Linked DNA regions of Homo sapiens: region 1 is linked to region 2. The links are chromatin loops, found by intact Hi-C in ENCODE. Cell type or tissue: IMR-90. All regions are shown on one strand. Each heading gives the region's core, and the rest is flanking DNA. Links, peaks and the distances in the headings are about the cores only.

Region 1 (9,626 bases), core at 490-8,489, 67 kb after region 2:
ATTTTAACCCCAAATATAAATATTAGCCACATAATTAACTGTGAGTTTTGATGCATAAATGGGGATGGGGTGGAGCTGAGGACACTAATCAATTGTCAGTTAGCACTGAAAAAAAAATAGCGTTGAGAATAACAGGCAGAGTTCCCTTTTTTGTTTGTTTCTTTTTCTTTTTTTTTTTTCTTGAGACTGAGTCTCACTGTGTCACCCAGGCTGGAGTGCAGTGGTGCAATCTCAACTCACTGCAACCTCCACCTCCTGGATTGAAGTGATTCTCATACCTAAGCCTCCCAAGTAGCTGGGATTACAGCTGTGCACCACCATATCCGGCTATTTTTTTGTATTTTAGTCAAGACAGGGTTCCACCATGTTGGCCAGAATGGTCTTAACAGAGTTTCATTTTAACGACTAACATTTTAACAACCCACTCTTGACCTACATCTTGGCTGGCAGCCCACATTAACTCTGTTGATTTGGATACAGCTAACTTGATTAAACAAGAAATCCCACAGCACAGAAGCATTCATAAAACTCCACTGTCAAATGAACCATTAATTCACTTAAAATGTCAGCCTTGTGGTTTGGCATTTATGTATGGTATCTTTGATTGTAATGCTAAATATTCTTAATAGATTTGTTTCTTCAAAAATTTCATTGATAAGGACAAACTGTTAGGAGCTTCCTGGTAAGTGACTATATAATAAGAAAAAAACAAACTGACTTTTCTTCTACTATACTCTCACCAAAACACAGAACACTCCTGTGACCCCAGATGTGTGGGTTTTTCTCCCACACCAAACAATTCTTCGACACCAGCTAGATGTCCCATAATTCAATTAAATTTTGACACTATCTACCTGGAGTTAGAGTCAAATTCCACAAATGAAGGGCTCAGTTCTACAAGACCGCCTCCACTTCAGGTGCCAATTGCAAGTCCAAGCCTTTGGTACTTCTGATCTACCAGCTATAAATTGAGCGTTCCCATAGTCCCTTCCTCAGGTTCAGTCATTTGCTAGAATGGCTCACAGAACTCAGGGAAACACTTTACTTACTAGTGCTGATGTATTACAAAGGATATTTTAAAGCACACAAATGAACAGCCAGATGAATACTGCACTGACGACAAGGTTCAGAAGGGTCCCTAGCACAGAAGCCTCTGTTCCCATGAAGCTGGGGTGCACCTCCCACCAGGCACCTGGATGTGTTCAACAATCTGAAAGTTCTCTAAACCCTGTATTTTTTAGTTTTTATGGAAGCTTCATGACATCAGCTTCCATAAAATGATTAAATGATCGATTTAATCATTGCCCTTTGGGGAGCAATATGGAGGGGAGCTGAAAGTTCCAACCCTGTAATCACATGTTTGGCTCCCCTGGCAATCAGCCACCATCCTGAGGCTATCTATCCAGGAGCTCCCAGCCACCAGTCATCTCATCAGCATACACAAAGACACTATCACTTATCACTGCAGAGATGCCAAAGGTTTTAGGACCTATGTGACAGGAAAGGGAGAGGGAGCAGAAGTCTAATACATATTTCTTATTATGTCACAGTGACAAAGCCAACTCTCAGAAGAGGAGGCCAGGCGCAGTGGCTCACACCTGTAATCCCAGCACTTTGGGAGGCCAAGGCAGGTGGATCACCTGAGGTCAGGAGTTTGAGAACAACCTGGCCAACATGGCAAAACCCAGTCTCTACTAAAAATATAAAAATTAGCCGGGCATGGTGGCGTACACCTATAGTCCTGGCTACTCAGGAGGCTGAGGCTGGAGAATCACTTGAACCCGGGAGGCAAAGGTTGCAGTGATCCGAGATCACGCCACTGAACTCCAGCCTAGGTGACACAGCAAGACTCCATCTCAAAAAAAAAAAAAAAAAAAAGAGGGAGCTTCCATTCCATTCCATGTGTAGAAGAGGAGTCACCTTAAACATCAAGAGGAGAATCAGAAAGTATGGACCAGAGGAGCTAGTAAGGAAGGCATAGTAAGACAGTAGTAGAAAGTGGTAACAGGGGCTTTTGAGTAGAACAGACAAACTGGGATTCTTTTCAAGCTGCCTTTGACCAGCCATGCAATGTAGAGCAAGTAAAATCATGATTAACAAGACCCCCTCATATATAATAAATAATATGGAACAGTGGGGCCAATGTTTAAAAAATGGTGGTGATTATGATTATTATTATTGACAGGTTCTTGCCTAAAAGATAGAAACAAAATAAAGAAGCTTTGGAGTTTTGATTGGGATTTTTCTCTGGGGGATAAAGAGACCAGGAGATATGCAGAGGGTGGGGAGCCTGGTTTGGGGAATACTTCTAAAATGACAAGCTGTATTTTCAATGTGGTAGATACTGGCTAAGAGGTCTGCTCCTATCAACTGTGAAGAGAACTTCCCTAAATAAATAAGGCAGCCAGCCTTTAATCTGAGCACTCTGGGAGGCCAAGGCAAGAGCATCACTTGAGCCCAAGAGTTCGAGACATGGCTGGACAACATAATGAGACCCCGCCTCTACAAAAAGGAAAAAATTAGCCAGGCTTGGTAGTGCATACCTGTAGTCTCCCAGCTATTTAGGAGGATGAGGTGTGAGGACAGCTTGAGCCTGGGAGGTCAAGGCTACAGTGAGCAGTGATCCTTACCACTGCACTCTAGCCTAGGCAACAGAGGGAGACCCTGTCTCCCTAAATAAATAAATAAAAGGCTATGTATTATTGAGTTGACTATAAGGGACTATTGTCTGATCCTATTATCTTCTCCCTCTCAAATAATTTATTTTATTTATTTTTTTATTTTATTTATTTATTTATTTTTTGAGACAGGGTCTCACTCTGTCGTCCAGGCTGGAGTGCAGTGGTGCGATCTCAGCTCTCTGCACCCTTGACCTCCCGGGCTCAAGAGATCTTCCCACCTCAGACTCCTGAGTCGCCATGTCTGACTATTTTTTGTAGTTTTTGTAGAGACAGGGTTTCACCATGTTGCCCAGGCTGGTCTTGAACCCCTGGGCTCAAGCAGTCCACCTGCCTCAGCCTCCCAAAGTGCTGGGATTACAGGCATGAGCCACCGTGCCCGGCCTCAAATAATCTTTGAATCTCAGTTCTCACTCAACTTTTTCAAACCTCCACAACTCTGAGATGCAGGTACCCTCTTCCAAGCTGCTGAGGGGTTTTGGACTAATGCAGCTAAATCACCAACCAGACCTTCAGCAGTCAGTGCTAGAGACAGAAAATTTTAAAACTGCTTAGTTACATTTTTTTTAACTAGTTTCACTGAAAATAGAGGTAAGGCATAGGAATACTATCCACGTTGTTACTACTATTCGAAAAGAAAAACAATCTAAAAAATAATTCAAGACATTTTATGAATGTCCTAGCTAGTTTCCTTAGATGGGAGCCTTCCTTTCTGTGATTCAAGGCTTAATTCCCTCTCTTCACACCCATCACTTCGCAATGCAGTTACAAGACCATAACTCTGATCTGACCTTTTACCTTCTCATTTCCTGCCAGAACCACTTCATCCTGCTCATTCATCAGTGGTCAAAGTTAAATGCTAAGTCATTTACTTTCAGAGGTTTAGAGCACTGCCTTAGTCACTTCAGGCTGCTATAACAGAGTGCCATAGCCTGGGTAGCTTACAAAAAACAGAAATTTATTTTCCCACAGGTCTGGAGGCTAGAAGTCCAAGATCAGGGGGCCAGTGGGGTCAGGTTCTGGTGAGGGCTCTCTTTCCGATTTCCAGATGGCTATCTTCTCACTGTGTCCTCACATGATGGAAGGGGCTAGACAACTCCCTGGGGCCCGTATTTATAAGGGCACTAATCCCACTCATTATGGCTCTACCTTCATGACTTAATTACCTCCCAAAGGCCCCACCTCCTAATACCATCACTTTGGGTGTTAGGATCAACATATCAACATATCAATTTGGGAAGGGGGGGACATAGACATTCAGTCCATAAAGCACAGTTATATGCCAGTCTCTAATCCACTTTAAGTAAAGCTCCCTCCAAAATAGACCAGTATATTCTCGTTAGATTATGAGGCAAAGTTTGAAGGAAGATTTCTTTGTCTGCTTTCTACCTTTCCTTAAGGAACCTGCCTCCTCTTCCACCATCTGCTAATCCTGCTGCTCATCTAAGCACCCCCACCTATGCCTTACTTTGTCATTCCATTCTTCCCAAATCAACCACCAAAAACTGTAGCATCAAATTCTGCTCCTTCAAGGGCCTATTTGTTAGAAAACTAAAATCATGCTAACGATAGTGGGGACCAATACACTAATGCATTCTTCTCTAGGAGCAGTGATTCACAAATGAGCAGGGGTGGGGTGAGGGAAGGAGAGAGAAGTGCCCCCAGGGGACAACTGGCAATGTCTGCACACATTGTTGGTTGTCACGAATGGGAGTGTGCTACTGTCTGTCATCTACTGGGTAGAGGCCAGAGATGCTGCTGAACATCTCACATTGTACAGGACTGTTGCCCACGACAAAGAATTACCCAATCCAAAGTATCAGTAGTGCTGAGGTTGAGAAAGCCAGCTCTAAGAGGTAATGTATTTTTATTAAAAACTCCTTTGTTCCATAGGTTTCAGTTTAAATTCCAGGCACTGGTCAGGCTGAATGGAGCTGTGTTTTGGAGCAGATAACCATCAAATCACATCCCAAGAAGGTACCTATCTTCCATTCATATATAACTAGTTCTAACTGTCAGAATAAACATTAGCTGAATGACTACTGATGTTTTATTTGGTTGGGGTTTTCTCTTTTTTATGTTTACAATATAAATGTAACCCCCCAAAGATGAGTTTAACAAGAAAAAAAATACTCATTGTCATATTTGCTTCAGATAGATAGATAGATAGATAGATAGATAGATAGATTTTTTTTTTTTTTTTTTTTTCCGAGATGGAGTCTCACTCTGTCTCCCAGGCTGGAGTGCAGTGGTGCAATCTCGGCTCACTACAACCTCTGCCTCCCAGGTTCAAGCGATTCTCCTGCCTCAGCCTCCTGAGTAGCTGAGACTATAGGGGCGCACCACCACGCCCAGTTAATTTTCGTATTTTTAGTAGAGACCGGGTTTCACCATGTTGGCCAGGATGGTCTCGATTTCTTGACCTCGTGATCCGCCCGCCTCAGCCTCCCAAAGTGCTGGGATTACAGGCATGAGCCACTGCGCCCAGCCCAGGTATATTTTAAAGAAAAAAAATTATAAATACAGTTAAAGCCCCTCCTCACCACCTCTTGCTCTCCCTCCTGAAGATAACCTGTCCCAGCCAGGCGCAATATACTGCCCTATAGTATATATAATTTCCATGCATATATTATATATTCACATAAATGTATAGTATCTATTTGTGATTCTAAATTTTAAATAAATGTTATTATACTATATATTTTCTTTTCTCTCAATATGGTTTGAAATTCATCTCCTTTTTCTTTCCATGTAAGTCCAGTTAATTCAGTTTAACTGCTGTACAGTATAAATAAATCAGCTTACATATTAACTTTCCTCCTGATGGATTGTCTCCACATTTTCACTGGTTGTAAACACTTGTAACAAGTCACCTAATACATATATGCTGAGGCTCTGGGTACATTTGATATTTTAGGAGATATAGAATTGTTGGGTTGTCGTGTAATTTTCTGGTCTTTAACTTTCCTAAGTATTGCCAAATTGCTCTCCAAAGTGATTGAACTAAATTTTTATAATATTGTACGTAAAAGAAATACAGATGACTAACCTAACAATCAAACTTTTGCCTTCTACAGAGCTATGTTAAGATGTAAAGATTAAAATGCACAGTACTCTAGTGAGTTTTATCAGAATCAGTTGCTATTAAGTAATTTTTGTTCCAAGAAATAAAACTGCACCCCTGCCCCCACAAAAAACTTTCATATTTCCAACTTAAAGCACTGCAAAAAATTAAAAAATAAATGTTTTTGTGAACCATGACTGAAATTCATTTCAAACAAATCAATTATAAAGACATTTTGAGACTGTTAGGGAAATCTAAATATGGACAATATATTAGATGATATTAAGAAATTATTGTTTGCTAAAGGGATAATAGCATTGTGGTTATTTGAAAAAGTCCTTTATGCATTAAAAGACATGAGATTTTGTATCTAAATTTTAAAACTTTACCAAAAAAATGAGAGCGTTGATAAATGAATCAAGCATGGCAAAATCTCGACAAATGTTGAATCTCGTGATATGGGGCTCATTTACTATTTTCTCTACTTTTGTGTATGTCTGAAAATTGTCATCATCATCATCATCATCATCATCAGACACAATATTCACAAATAGGGATAGACTAATGCAATCAGGGGGACATTTGGCCATGCTAAAGAAAAACTCAGCTGGGTGTGGGGGCTCATGGCTGTAATCCCAGCACTTTGGGAGACGGATGCAGATGGATTGCTTGAGCCCAGGAGTTCAAGACCAGCCTGGGCAACATGGTGAAACCTAGCTGTATATTTTTTCAATTCTTTAAAATATATTTGAAAAAAAAGAAAAAGAAAAACTCAGCTGGGCATGGTGGCTCACACCTGCAATCCTAGCACCTAGGGGGCCGAGGCAGGAGAATCACTTAAGACCATCCTGAGGAGTTCAAGACCATCCTGGGCAACATAGTGAGACCTCATCTCTATTTAAAAATTAAAAAATGGGCTAGGCGTGGTGGCTCACACCTGTAATCCCAACACTTTGGGAGGCTGAGGCAGGTGGATCATTTGAGGTCAGGAGTTTGAGACCAGCCTGGCCAACATGGTGAAACCCCATCTCTACTAAAAATACAAAAATTAGCCAGGTTTGGTGGTGCATGCCTGTAATCCCAGATACTTAGGAGACTGAGGTGGGAGAATCTCTTGAACCCAGGAGGCAGAGGTTTCAGTGAGCCGAAATCACACCACTGCACTCCAGCCTGGGCAACAGAGCCAGACTCCATCTCAATAATAATAACAATAATAATAATAATAAATATATACAAAAATTAGCCAGGCGTGGTGGCACACCCTGTAATTCCAGCTACTCAGGAGGCTGAGGCAGGAGAATTGCTGGAACCCGGGAGGCAGAGGTTGCAGTGAGCCAAGATTGCCCCACTGCACTCTAGCCTGGGTGATAGAGTGAGACCCTGTCTTAAAAAAATAATAATAATATATATTATGTATTAATCATATATATTTCACATACTAATACATAATATTTCATATATATATACATACACACACACACACACACACACACGCAAAATAAAAAAGAAAGCCCCAACCTATAATCCTTCCAACCCCATAACTGAATTATGTTGCTCTCTACAAGTAGCTAGACAAGTTCCTGTATTTTAGCAATAAGATAACCCCATTAGATGCATTACACTTCATATTCTTGAGGGCAACACATACTGGTTTGTATTCACAGAGTTTACACCATAAAATCAAGTTAGCTAATTTAAACTATCAAAAATGGCCTGTCCAAAACAAAATAAGTATATAAAAATATTCCTCAATTTTCTTTTTTTTTTTTTTCAGATGGGTCTCACTATTTTGCCCTGGCTACACTCAAACTCCAGGTCCTCCCCCTTCAGCCTCTCAAGTATCTGGGAGTACAGGCATGCATGATCCCACCTGACTTGATATTTCTCAAACTTCTGTCACAAAATATGATCCCATATTTTCTGTGAATGTATAAGATTTTATTAATGTTCATATAATCAATGTATACAGGATTTCAAGTAGTCAATTGCCTCACAGAAAAAAATTCCCAAAGTAAAATTAGAGGGCCATGTTAGGCAACCTGAATTCTCTCCAAATAGGTATAGCAACCGAAATTTCACCTTAGTACCTTCTCCTTTTTGAGTGTTTAGGTGGGCAAAGGGGCAGAGACTTGGGGGCATGAGATACAAGGCAGAGAGAAATTTAGCACAGGGGCTAAATCAACAGCAGGCCATGAGACCACAGTCTTTGTGTGTGGTGCCGCTGGAGCAGGGCATGGGGTAAGACTTGCAGTGGTTGCATGCACTTTGTGGCCAACAATGCTGAGTCACGCCAGCATCAGCCTCTAAGGGAACAATGCCAAAATGACAAGCCACCGCCTTTATGTATTTGTGGTGTTTATGACTCACTCCCAGGTAAATGCAGGCCTTTATTCATGCTTGGTGACTTTTCATGGTAATCATTTAAAATGTCCTAGTGTCATAATGCAATTAGAGTACAATTCATCTTGAGTCACTAAAATTACATAATTACTAATATTAATCACAATTACTACCAAAGCTATGAGCCGATTCAAACTCCAACCTAACAGCATCATAATCCCTGGAAATCAGATGCCCAAAGAGTAAGGCTGGTGCCTCTTAAAAGTCAAACGATCCTTTGTATATTTAAAACAGGCTAAAATAAAAGTTGCTAGGATCTCAGTCAGACCAAGTCCCAGGGTCCAAGGAGATGCATTTGTCCTATGGCTGGAGCAACCAAAGCACAGCTGATAAAAAGAAGCAAACGAGCCATTATTCCTGTATTTTCTTGTCCTAGCCTTCTATGCTGTGGCTCTAGCACTTCTGCTTTCAGGGGACAAAACTAGGGTAGAAGGGTAACTATAACCTCCACTGAAGTTTAATGCTCAGAATAACAGAGTTACTTGAAGTGGGGAAAAAGATTTACCTTTTTCTTTGTGTTAACAATGAGGAAAAGTCCTTAAGCTTAGAAGAGTAAGATATGGCCCGGCACTATGGCTTATGGCTGTAATCCCAGCACTTTGGGAGGCTGAGGCAGGAGGATTGCTTGAGGCCAGGAATTTGGCACAATACAGCCAGACCCCATCTCAAAAAAAAAAAAAAAAAGGGAAGAAGAAGAGGAAGGTGAAAGTGCAATAACAGAGCTTCTTAACGAGATTTACCCATAATCATATCTGAAGTTCAACAAATTAAATAGCTTTTAAATAAAAGACACAGCAGAATATGGCTAAAGACAGAAGATAATTATTTAACCACAAAGATAATAATTTGCCTAGGCTCAGCTTTCAGTTGGCTTATTCAATAAAAGCACAGAAGAAATACAATGCAAGAGGGATTTAACTGGGAAGGGAGACTTGAAATGCATTTCAAAAAAAAAAATGTGTTTCACTAAATGAAAGAGCAGCAGAGGCCAGGCGCAGTAGCTCACGCCTGTAATCCCAGCACTTTGGGAGGCCGAGGTGGGCAGATCACAAGGTCAGGAGATCGAGACCATCCTGGCTAACACGGTGAAACCCCGTCTCTACTAAAAATACAAAAAATTAGCTGGGCGTGGTGGCGGGCACCTGTAGTCCCAGCTACTCGGGAGGCTGAGGCAGGAGAATGGCGTGAATCTGGGAGGCGGAGCTTGCAGTGAGCCGAGATCCCGCCACTGCACTCCAGCCTGGGTGACAGAGCAAGACTCCATCTCAAAAAAAAAAAAAAAAAAAAAAAAGAGCAGTAGAAGGAAGTTTTTCAGTGCAGAAAATAAGCATAACTCTCCCTCTCAGCTCCTCAAAATCTATTTTCAGGACTATATCATTCAGACACACCTCAAAATTGTACCCACACTCCTGGGGTCCTTGGCCTGCCTGTGACCCTTGCCTAAACTTTGGTACAGAGACATGGTGCTCTCAAGGCCAAAAACT
Region 2 (9,626 bases), core at 477-8,476:
TGACTTCTGGAGGATGTGGACCTCTCCTCACAGCTCCACAAGGCAGTGCCCCAATGGGGACTTTGTGTGGGGGCTCCAAACTCACATTTCCCCTCCACACTGCCCTAGCAGAGGGCTCCACCCCTGCAGCAAACACCCCTGCAGCAAACTCCAGCCTGGACATCCAGGCATTTCCATACATCCTCTGAAATCGAGGCAGAGGTTCCCAAATCTCAACTCTTGACTTCTGCATACCCACAGGCCCAACACCACATGGAAGCTGCCAAGGACTGGGGCTTGCACCCTCTGAAGCCACAGCCTGAGATCTACCTTGATCCTTTTTAGCCACAGTTGGAGAGGCTGGACACAAGGCACCAAGTCCCTAGGTTGCACACCACAGAGGAGCCCTGGGCCCACCACATGAAATCATTTTCTCCTCCTAGATCTCTAGGCCTGTGATGGGAGGGGCTGCCAGGAAGGACTCTGACATGCCCTGGAGACATTTTCCCCATTGTCTTGGTGATAAACATTCAGCTCCTTGTTACTTATGCAAATTTCTGCAGTAGGCTTGAATTTATCCCCAGAAAATGGTTTTTTTCCTTCTATTGTATTGTCAGGCTGCAAATTTTCCAAACTTTTATGTTCTTGAACACTTTGCTGCTCAGAAATTTCTTCCACCAGATACACTAAATCATCTCTCTTAAGTTCAAAGTTCCACAGAACTCTAAGGCAGGGGCAAAACATGCCAGTCTGCCAGTCTCTTTGCTAAAGTATAACCAGAGTCACCTGTGCTCCAGCTCCCAAAACTTTCCTCATCTCCGTCTGAGATGACCTCAGCCCAGACTTTATTGTCCATATCACTATCAGCATTTTGGTTAAAGCCATTCAACAAGTTTCTAGGAAGTTCCAAACTTTCCCACATCTTCCTGTCTTCTGAGCCCTCCAAAATGTTCCAGCCTCTGCCTGTTACCCAGTTCCAGAGTTGCTTTTACATTTTCAGGTATCTTTATAGCAGCACCCCACTCCTGGTACCAAGTTACTGTATTAATTCCATTCTCATGCTTCTATGAAGAAATACCCAAGACTGGGTAATTTACAAAGGAAAAATATTTAATTGACTTACAGTCAATTACAGGGCTTGGGAGATTTCAGGAAACTTACAATCATGGCAAAGGGGAAGCAAACATGTTCTTCTTCACATGGCAGCAGCAAGGAGAAGTGCAGAGTAAAGGCGGATGGGAAAACCCCTTATAAAATTATCAGATCTCATGAGAACTCACTCATTAGCAAAAGAACAGCATGGAGGTAAATGCCCCCATGATTCAATTACCTCCCACTGGGTCTCTCCAACAACACATGGGCATTATAGGCACTACAGTTCAAGATGAGATTTGGGTAGGGACATAGCCAAACTATATCATTCAGGAAAGTGAACTGGTTATTAAAAGAGACTATGTCTTAAATATGCATGCTTATCTATGTGTAATTTAAAGAAACATGTACAATTGAAAGTAAAGGTTGAATAAAAGATATACTCTAACCACAAATCAAAAACAAAAATAAAAGCCATGCATGGTGCCTCCTACCTGCAATCTCAGCACTTTGGGAGGCTGAGGCAGGCATGGTGGCTCCCACCTGCAATCTCAGCACTTTGGGAGGCTGAGGCAGACAGATCACTTGAGCCCAGGAGTTCAAGACCAGCCTGGGCAACAGAGTGAGACCCCATCTCTACCAAAAATACAAAAATTAGCCAGGCATAGCAGCACATGCCTGTGGTCCCAATTACTCTGGAGGCTGAGGCAGGAGGATTACCTGAGCCCAAGAAGTTAAGGCTGCAAGTGAGCCAAGATAGTGCCAGTGCCCACTCCAGCCTGGGCAACAGCCAGTGGCATGATCTCTTTTTCCCCTTCCTTGAATACTTCAGTCCTAAAGCCATAGGTGGGCAGAGCAAGGTGGGCCTCCACACTGGTGATGGGAAGCACTGGTGGCCCAGAGCAGGGTCTGTGCATGGTGGAGCCTGTGCATGGTGAGACCATCCTCAGAGGAAGGCTGCCCAATGCAGGGCATTGGAACCCAAACAGGTGAGGTGACAGAGCCTGCATTAAGTGAGGAGGATATCTTCATTGGGACGGGACAGCCTGGTGTGGGGAGTCAAGCCTAGAGTGGTAATGGGAGGATCCACAGGAAGGAGTGGCCTCTCCTGTGCAGGGTAAGAAAGGCATTCATGGAAGGGAGTGGTCCTCCATAAAGTAGACACTAAGTGAGGTGAGGAAGGCATCTATATGGGGAGAGTGCAAAGCCATTGAGACTGGTTACAAATAAGTAAATATATCAAAGATAGGGAACAAGGCTCCTCACTGTTTGAGAGGGGACTTACAAATATAAAGAGGGAGAAAATTAAAATGAACCTGTAATATTGGATTGGAAATGGACAGTATGGGGGAAAACCACTCCCATGATTAGATTATCTCCCACCGGGTCCCTCCCACCACACATGGAAATTATGGGAGCTAGAATTCAAGATGAGATTTGGGTGGGGACACAGCAAAACCATATCAGATACTTGTGTAGTTTCAAAGTATCTCCCTCCAAATGACTCATTCACTAATGAAGGAGAAAAGAGTAAGTTTACCACGGAAAAGCCAGGCAGACACCACCTATTATGTGCTAAATTGTGTACCCAAAAAATTTGTATGTTGAGGTCCTAACTCCCAGTACCTCAAACTGTCACTGTTTGGAGATAGGGCCTTTAAGATGGTGATTAAGGTAGAATGAGGTCATATGCATGGGTCCTAATCCAATATGACTGGTGTTCTTGTAAAAAAAAGGAGATTAGGACACAGAAAACACACAGACTGGGGGACAACCATATGAGGACACAGCAAGAAGATGAAGTGAAAGGGAAAACCCTTTTTAAAACCATAAGATCTCATGAGACTTACTACCAATCCAATCACCTCCCACCAGGCCCCACCTCCAACACTGAGGATTACAACTGAATATGAGATTTGGGGTAGGGGACACAGCTCCAAACCATATCACCACCTTAATCAAGCACCCAGAGTACTGTGCTTCAGTCATGGGGCAAATCAAAAGTATGCACCTCCTAATAGGACACAATGAAAAGGGCACTGAGCATCAATCACTTCTTGTTTTTCCTGTCAAAGATGCATAACCTGAAACTAACCATGAGAAAACATCAGAAACATCAAATTAAAGGAGCTACTAAAAAAATGCCTGGCCTGTAATTCTCAAAATTGTTAAGGGCATGTAAGTCAAGGAAGAATTGAGGAATGATCACAAATTTGCCTGTTCTTTGGCAAATATTGATCAAGCTTATAGTGTGGTGGGGGTGTGTAAAACTAACAAATAATGTTCAAAAATAAGTACTAATGGGAAAAAAGCAGGATGGGAGATAGGGAGTGGCAGGAGCTACTCTATTAGGTGGGATGGCCAGGGAACTCCTGTGAGGAGGGGATATTTGGGCAGACAAATGAAGAAAAAGGAGCTTTGCAAATATCTAGGAGATCATTCCAAGCTGAAGTAGCAAGTGCCAAGGCCCTGAGCACAAAAATTCATAGTGGTTTCAAAAAAAGAACAAAAGGGCCAGAGTACTGCAGGAGTTTGAGCCAGGGAAAGCATGATAGAAATCAGGCTAGAAGACTGATCAGTGGTCAGATTGTTTCAAGGCTTCGAATACTGGGGTAAGGAATTTAATCTTTATCCTCTGTGTAATGGGAAGCCACTGAAGAGTTCTGATAGTGGGAGCAAAATGAGTCAATTTATGAGTTGAAATTATCACACTAGCTTCTATTTACCAAATAGACTATTTGGGGAACAAGAGAAGAGGCAGGGAGATCCATTAGAAGAGTTACTATAGCCCTGTAAGAAATGATGATGGCTTGGGCTAGGGAAGTGATGCTGGGGAAGTGGTAAATGGCTCCAAAATAAGAACATGGGGCATTTCGGAGTCAAAAAGGTCTGCGATTATAAACAACCCTCTCCTATTTGGTTTGGTTTTGTTTTGTTTTCTCAAGGGTATGGGAATTGGGAAGGACAGTATATGCACAGAACAAGGAATCACCTGCACGTTTCCTGACTTCACTGGAGAGCACTTAGTCATTCCTCAAGGCACACTCATGTCCTCCCTTCTACACACCCTTCCACCCAACATTTATCACCTCTCTACACTCCCACAGCACTTTGTTCCTGGGCTGGAAAACAGGGCCTCGCCACTTCCTCTTGTGGTTAGTGGTGTTTGTCTCTACTTCCAGATTTTTCTAAGCTCCTGAATGGCAAGTTCCTGCCTTGGGCAGCAAAGAACCTCAAGACTAACAGAGCCTGAATTATAGTATGTATTTTATAAAATATGTGTAAATGCCTAAAGAGGATAACTGTTAAACAGAAGCAGTTTCCAAAGAGAGCTTTTGGACCAAGGAATTTACTAGGTGAAGCTATGGTATTTCATTCATCATTCCATTGTTAACCAAAAATCTGGAGAACTGACTGGATAGAACAGGATTTCCAAAGTCATTTCTCTGCCTATCCTAAAAAAAATTCGGTTCTGCAGGAACAGTTTCAGAACCTGCCTTACAAATAACCAGCACTGAAAATTCCTTCCAGTTAGGACGTTTGACAGGTTCACTTGTGCTTAATTTAGCAACAGACATCAGGGCTGCCTGTATCAAAGAATGATTGCAATGAAAAACAGGCTTTGAACCAAGGTCAACCCCACAGGTGACTCAGCACATGAGCACTGTCACGTGTGCATTCCATAGATGTCAGCTCCACTCCCGGCTCCTAGTCACAGAGCTTGATTCCATTGACACTATACTTTAGTTGTAAAGGAAGTATACTTTTCTGTAAACTCTTTCAGAAGAGTGCTTAGGCATTTACTATCCCAAACTTACATGAAAAATGTTCAAAGGCACTCTAAATCCCCTATGATGTTTTCGTCCAAACATGTTTCTTGATTTTGTTTTTATTTTCCACCTGCTTCAGTGGATTTCCATAGCCCAGAGTTTTTGCCTTTGTCATTGTTGTGTCCTCAGACCTAGAACAGCATACGAATTGTAAGCACCAAATATAGGTGTTTTCCTTTATAAAGCTAGAGAAACAATGATTTGAAAACTTGCCCAACTCTAACCTGTGATCCCTAATTGACTTGTGTAATCAGCAAGGATATATCTTAACTAAGCCAAGACATACAATTGTCAAAGATTCTCAAAAAAGTTTAAATTCACCTATTTGTATAAGAAATATATATATTTCACCTTGAGAGGAGACTAACTGGTTCTGCTCTTTGAGCTATCCACTCCCTGATCACAGCTTTAGAGGGCAAACGGATTTGAAATGTTTTAGGTCACCAAGATAGAGTATACATTTTTTATTCTCAGAGTTTTCCAAGACATCTTTTCCGGACACAGAGCCAAGAGGCCAGCAAGTAGCCAGAATTACTATATGCGTCTCACAACAGCAGGGAGTGCTCATAGCAGGAATTTATGACCATGGAGGGCCATCAAAAGCCTTGATGGGATCCTCAGCCTAGGCTGTAACACGTGCAGCCTGAAAACTCACCACCCACCCACAATGCCAAGAACACCAATGACCTGGTGGCTTCTTTCAGCTGACTTCCTGCTGTCGGGTTTTTGTATTCTCCACCAACACCAAAATCTTCCAGTTTTCCCTGTGTTAGTCCAGATCTCCTATAAATCACTTTATCTTACAAAACCTTTCAGCATTTAATTTGCAAATGAACAGTAATGATTCTAAAGGAGAGGCTTTTCTCCTTATATTTAAATAATGGCTTTAACCTAGAGTAAAACACTCAGAGAAACTTCTTTTTAAATTTAAAGTTGTCTCCTTCTAGAACTTTTATTTTTTGCAACAAGAACTCACTCTCTTCCTATATGATAAAAGAAAATGATTTTGAATGCTTCTGTAACTAGCAAGAAAGTTAGGACTACTCAAGTCAGAGACTAAAGGAAGATCGATTCCCAGAGGAAAAAGCAGAGCAGAGAGCCCAGCAGTTGTCATTTACTTTGCAGGCATTGGCTGAACCAGGCAAACTCTAGCATTGGTTTCTAGAGCCTTAAGGGCCTAAGGGACAAAAAACAAAATTGAAGTCCTGCCCAAGATGGAAAGTCTAACTACAGTCTTCCTTTGAAGGTGAAATATCAAAGGACTATAACCTCTGTGTAACAGTAAAGTAGAAAGGGCCAGGTGCAGTGGCTCATGCCTGCAATCCCAGCACTTTGGGAGGCCGAGGCGGGCGGATCACCTGAGGTCAAGAGTTCGAGACCAGCCGGACCACATGGAGAAACCCCATCTCTACCCAAAAAAAATACAAAATTAGCCAGGCATGGTGGCGCACACCTGTAATCACAGCTACTCTGGAGGCTGAGGCAGGAGAATCGCTTGAACCCGGGAGGCAGAGGTTCCGGTAAGCCGAGATCACGCCATTGCACTCCAGCCTGGGCAACAAGAGCGAAACTCCATCTCAAAAAAAAAAAAAAAGAAAAGAAAAAAAAAAGAAATAATCCATCCTCCAATCTCAAATGTAAGCAAGGCAAATTGCTTGTGTCAAACCTTACTGATAAGTGAAAGGGAAAAATAACTTTCCCCTAAAGATTTAAAACTACTTGGCAATTAAAAAGAATGAATTACTTATAAATACAATGTGGATTTATCTAAAAATAGTACACAGATCATTCAAAACCACAATGGCTCACCTTTGGATTTACAGACTGAATTCTCACTATTTCCATAGCCCGATAACCTCAAGCCAACAATATAGTTTAAAGTAGTACCAGATTGATAGTGCCCTAGAGCTGGGGTGGGCAACCATATCAGATGAAGAAGCAGATAGTAAACATTTTAGGCTTTGTGGGCCATGCAGGTCACTATAGCAACTACTCAACTTTGCTTTTGTCATGCAAAAGCAGCTATAGGCAATATATAAACAAATGCTGTCTTGCAATAAAATTGTATTTACAAAAACAGACAGAGGGCAGGATTTGGCCTACAAGCTTTGGTTTGCTGATCCCTGCTCTCCAGGTCTAAGAGAGGATAAAATTCCAAAGATGATAATTATTAAAATTCTCTAAACACACAAAGACTCTATGAACAAGAAGCAGCAGAAAAGATAGACCCAGACCCTCAAAAGATATAAGATTTTGGAGTTGTTGGGAAAAACATAAAATCAATAAGCATAAGGTACTTCAAAACTATGTGAGAGTAATCACATTTGAAAAAGAATTAGATATAACTCTTACAAATGAGAAATAAGGCTGGGCGCAGTGGCTCATGCCTGTAATCCTAACACTTTGGGAGGCTGAAGCAGGCAGATCACCTGAGGTCAGGAGTTCGAGACCAGTCTGGTCAATATGGTGAAACCCTGTCTCTACTGAAAATACAAAAAAAAATAGCTGGGAGTGGTGGTGCATGCCTGTAATCCCAGCTACTCAGGAGGCTGAGGCAGGAGAATCGCTTGAACCCAGGAGGCAGAGATTGCAGTGAGCCAAGATTGTGCCACTGCACTCCAGCCTGGATGACAGACGGAGACTCAGTCTCATAAAAAAAACAAAGGGAAATAAAGGACATCAACAAAATGGTTAACTAGAGTTGCCTGGCACATATCCCTCCCAACAAAAAACAACCAAAACAACAAATAACAACTAACATTCAACTGTAGTGTCTGAGGGACAGCACTGGAGTGCAGAAAGGGACTGGTGAAATCCCTGTGGAGCACAGAAGCCCAGGATGTCAGCAAAAAGAGGGGAGCAAGGCACCCTGCCCCTGCCACCCCATCTCTCCCATTGAGATTGGCTCAGATCCAGGAGGGACTTCTCCATATGGGAAAAAGGTAAGCAGAAGGCCCCCACATGCCTGAACTGCCACTGCAGATTCCTGTAGTACTTACTATAGAAGAATCCCACAGTCCTCAAAAGCCCTTAGCCCAGTTTGCGGAGCTGCTTGGAATTAACATAGCTGCGTTACTCCAGAGTAGGAACACAAGGTGTGCACTCCCCACCCCAATCAACCCCAGTGAGCCAAGCTACTGCAGGACTGTGCCATCTTGAAACTGGAACCACTGCTAGAGTCCACCCTGCTCTGGGGTCCAGCAGCCACTGCATGTCTCCAGCCTTGAGTCTCTGCCATTATTTTACCAAGTCCACACAGGTGGCTGCAATACCACAACGCTGTCTGCTTGGAGCATGGGGCCAGGAACAGCCATGACTTCAGCATTGCACAGCAGGAAAGCCAACCCTTGGCTGGCTGAACTAAATAGTCCAATGGACCTTCCCCCAGAAAGTCCCCCTTCTTGGCACTCACTACCAAAGAAACAGCCTGACAAACCTGCCCCTGAGACAAGCCACCGAACTACTGCACATCCATGTCCCAGCTGGAGAAGCAACAAGGTGAACCCACCTCCAGCAGAAACATTCCTGGTGGACCCACTCCCAGGTCCACCAAGCATCTGTATCCCTGCACCCATGGCCAGCGAAACTGCATGGAAAATTCACCCCCAGCAAGCCAGTCACCAAACCAACCAACCCACTGCACACTTATGCCTCTGGCCAGAGAAAAAGCTCAATGGTCCCATCCCCGCAAAGATGCACCACTGCCACCATAGATTCTCACAGCCTAGGCCACTGAGGTACTCACAAAGATCATTAATGTGGATTATAGCCAAAGAATCTTAACAGGTTAACAGACTACACTACTGTGTCCACCCAGAACCAAGGCCAACTCAACTTACCCATTGACACCATATGACTCACCTACAGGAATGACTCTCCCTACCAAAGGTACTCCATAAAATTGGAAGAGGCAATTGTTTCAGCAGATACACAGGTATCAACATAGAGATACAAGAAAATGAAAATGCAAGGAAACATGACACTTCCAAAAGAACATAATAATTCTCCAATACCAGCTCCCCCACCAAAAACAATTTACAAGATGCCAAAAAAGAAATTCAAAATAATGAGTTTAAGAAAACTTGGTGAGATGCAAGAGGATACATATAGACAATTCAACAAAATCAGGAAAACACTTCGTGATCTGAATAGGAAATTTAACAAAGAGATAGATAGAATAAAAGAAACAAACAGAAATCTTGGAGCTTAAGAACTCAATGAATGAAATAAGAAATACAACCGAGACCTTCAACAAAAGACCAGAGCAAGCAGAAGAATTTCTAAACTTGAAGACAGGTCTTTTGATATGACCCAGGCAGACAACAACAAAAACAAAAGAATAAAACAGAATGAAGAAAGACTACAGGATTTACAGGGCATCATAAAGCAAAATAAAAATTCACATTATGAGAATTTCAAAAGGAGAAGTGTGTAAGTCCATTTCGCGTTGCTGTAAATAAATACCTGCGGCTGGGTCTTTTATAAAGAAAAGGGGTTTATTGCTGTACAAGAAGCATGATACCTGCATCTACTTTTGGTGACAACCTCAAGAAGCTTTTACTAATGGTGGAAGGCAAAGGGTGCCAGCATGTCACATGGTGAGAGAGGGAGCAAAAAAGCAATGGGAGGAGTGCCATGCCTTAAACAACCAGCTCTTGTATGAACTAATAGAGTAAGAACTCATCCATTACCATGGGAAGGGGACCAAGCCATCATTCATTACCA

What was found. A loop is a pair of places that touch in the nucleus more often than their neighbours do. Peaks named below come from ENCODE experiments on the same cell type or tissue, not always from the same donor. Only the 100,000 strongest peaks of a DNase experiment are listed, where the experiment ranks them.
Region 1: a loop joins it to region 2, with 2.1 times the contacts of the local background. A loop is called at or near these places in 3 of 110 quality-filtered maps.

Annotation. Positions count from the first base shown.
Region 1 is chr4:83,547,054-83,556,679 of GRCh38, reverse strand. All of the region lies in intron 2 of GPAT3 (glycerol-3-phosphate acyltransferase 3), which reads right to left. Among named protein-coding and RNA genes, the nearest start is that of GPAT3, 16 kb to the right of the region's middle. RefSeq lists a silencer at 3,487-3,616 and enhancers at 7,890-8,184, 7,557-8,756. In IMR-90, for the core only: no CTCF peak of the experiment used is centred there; DNase peaks (open chromatin) are centred at 3,509 and 8,029; H3K27ac peaks cover 194 bases.
Region 2 is chr4:83,613,724-83,623,349 of GRCh38, reverse strand. No RefSeq gene overlaps it. Among named protein-coding and RNA genes, the nearest start is that of GPAT3, 82 kb to the right of the region's middle. RefSeq lists enhancers at 4,580-4,874, 4,048-5,247. In IMR-90, for the core only: no CTCF peak of the experiment used is centred there; a DNase peak (open chromatin) is centred at 4,709; H3K27ac peaks cover 915 bases.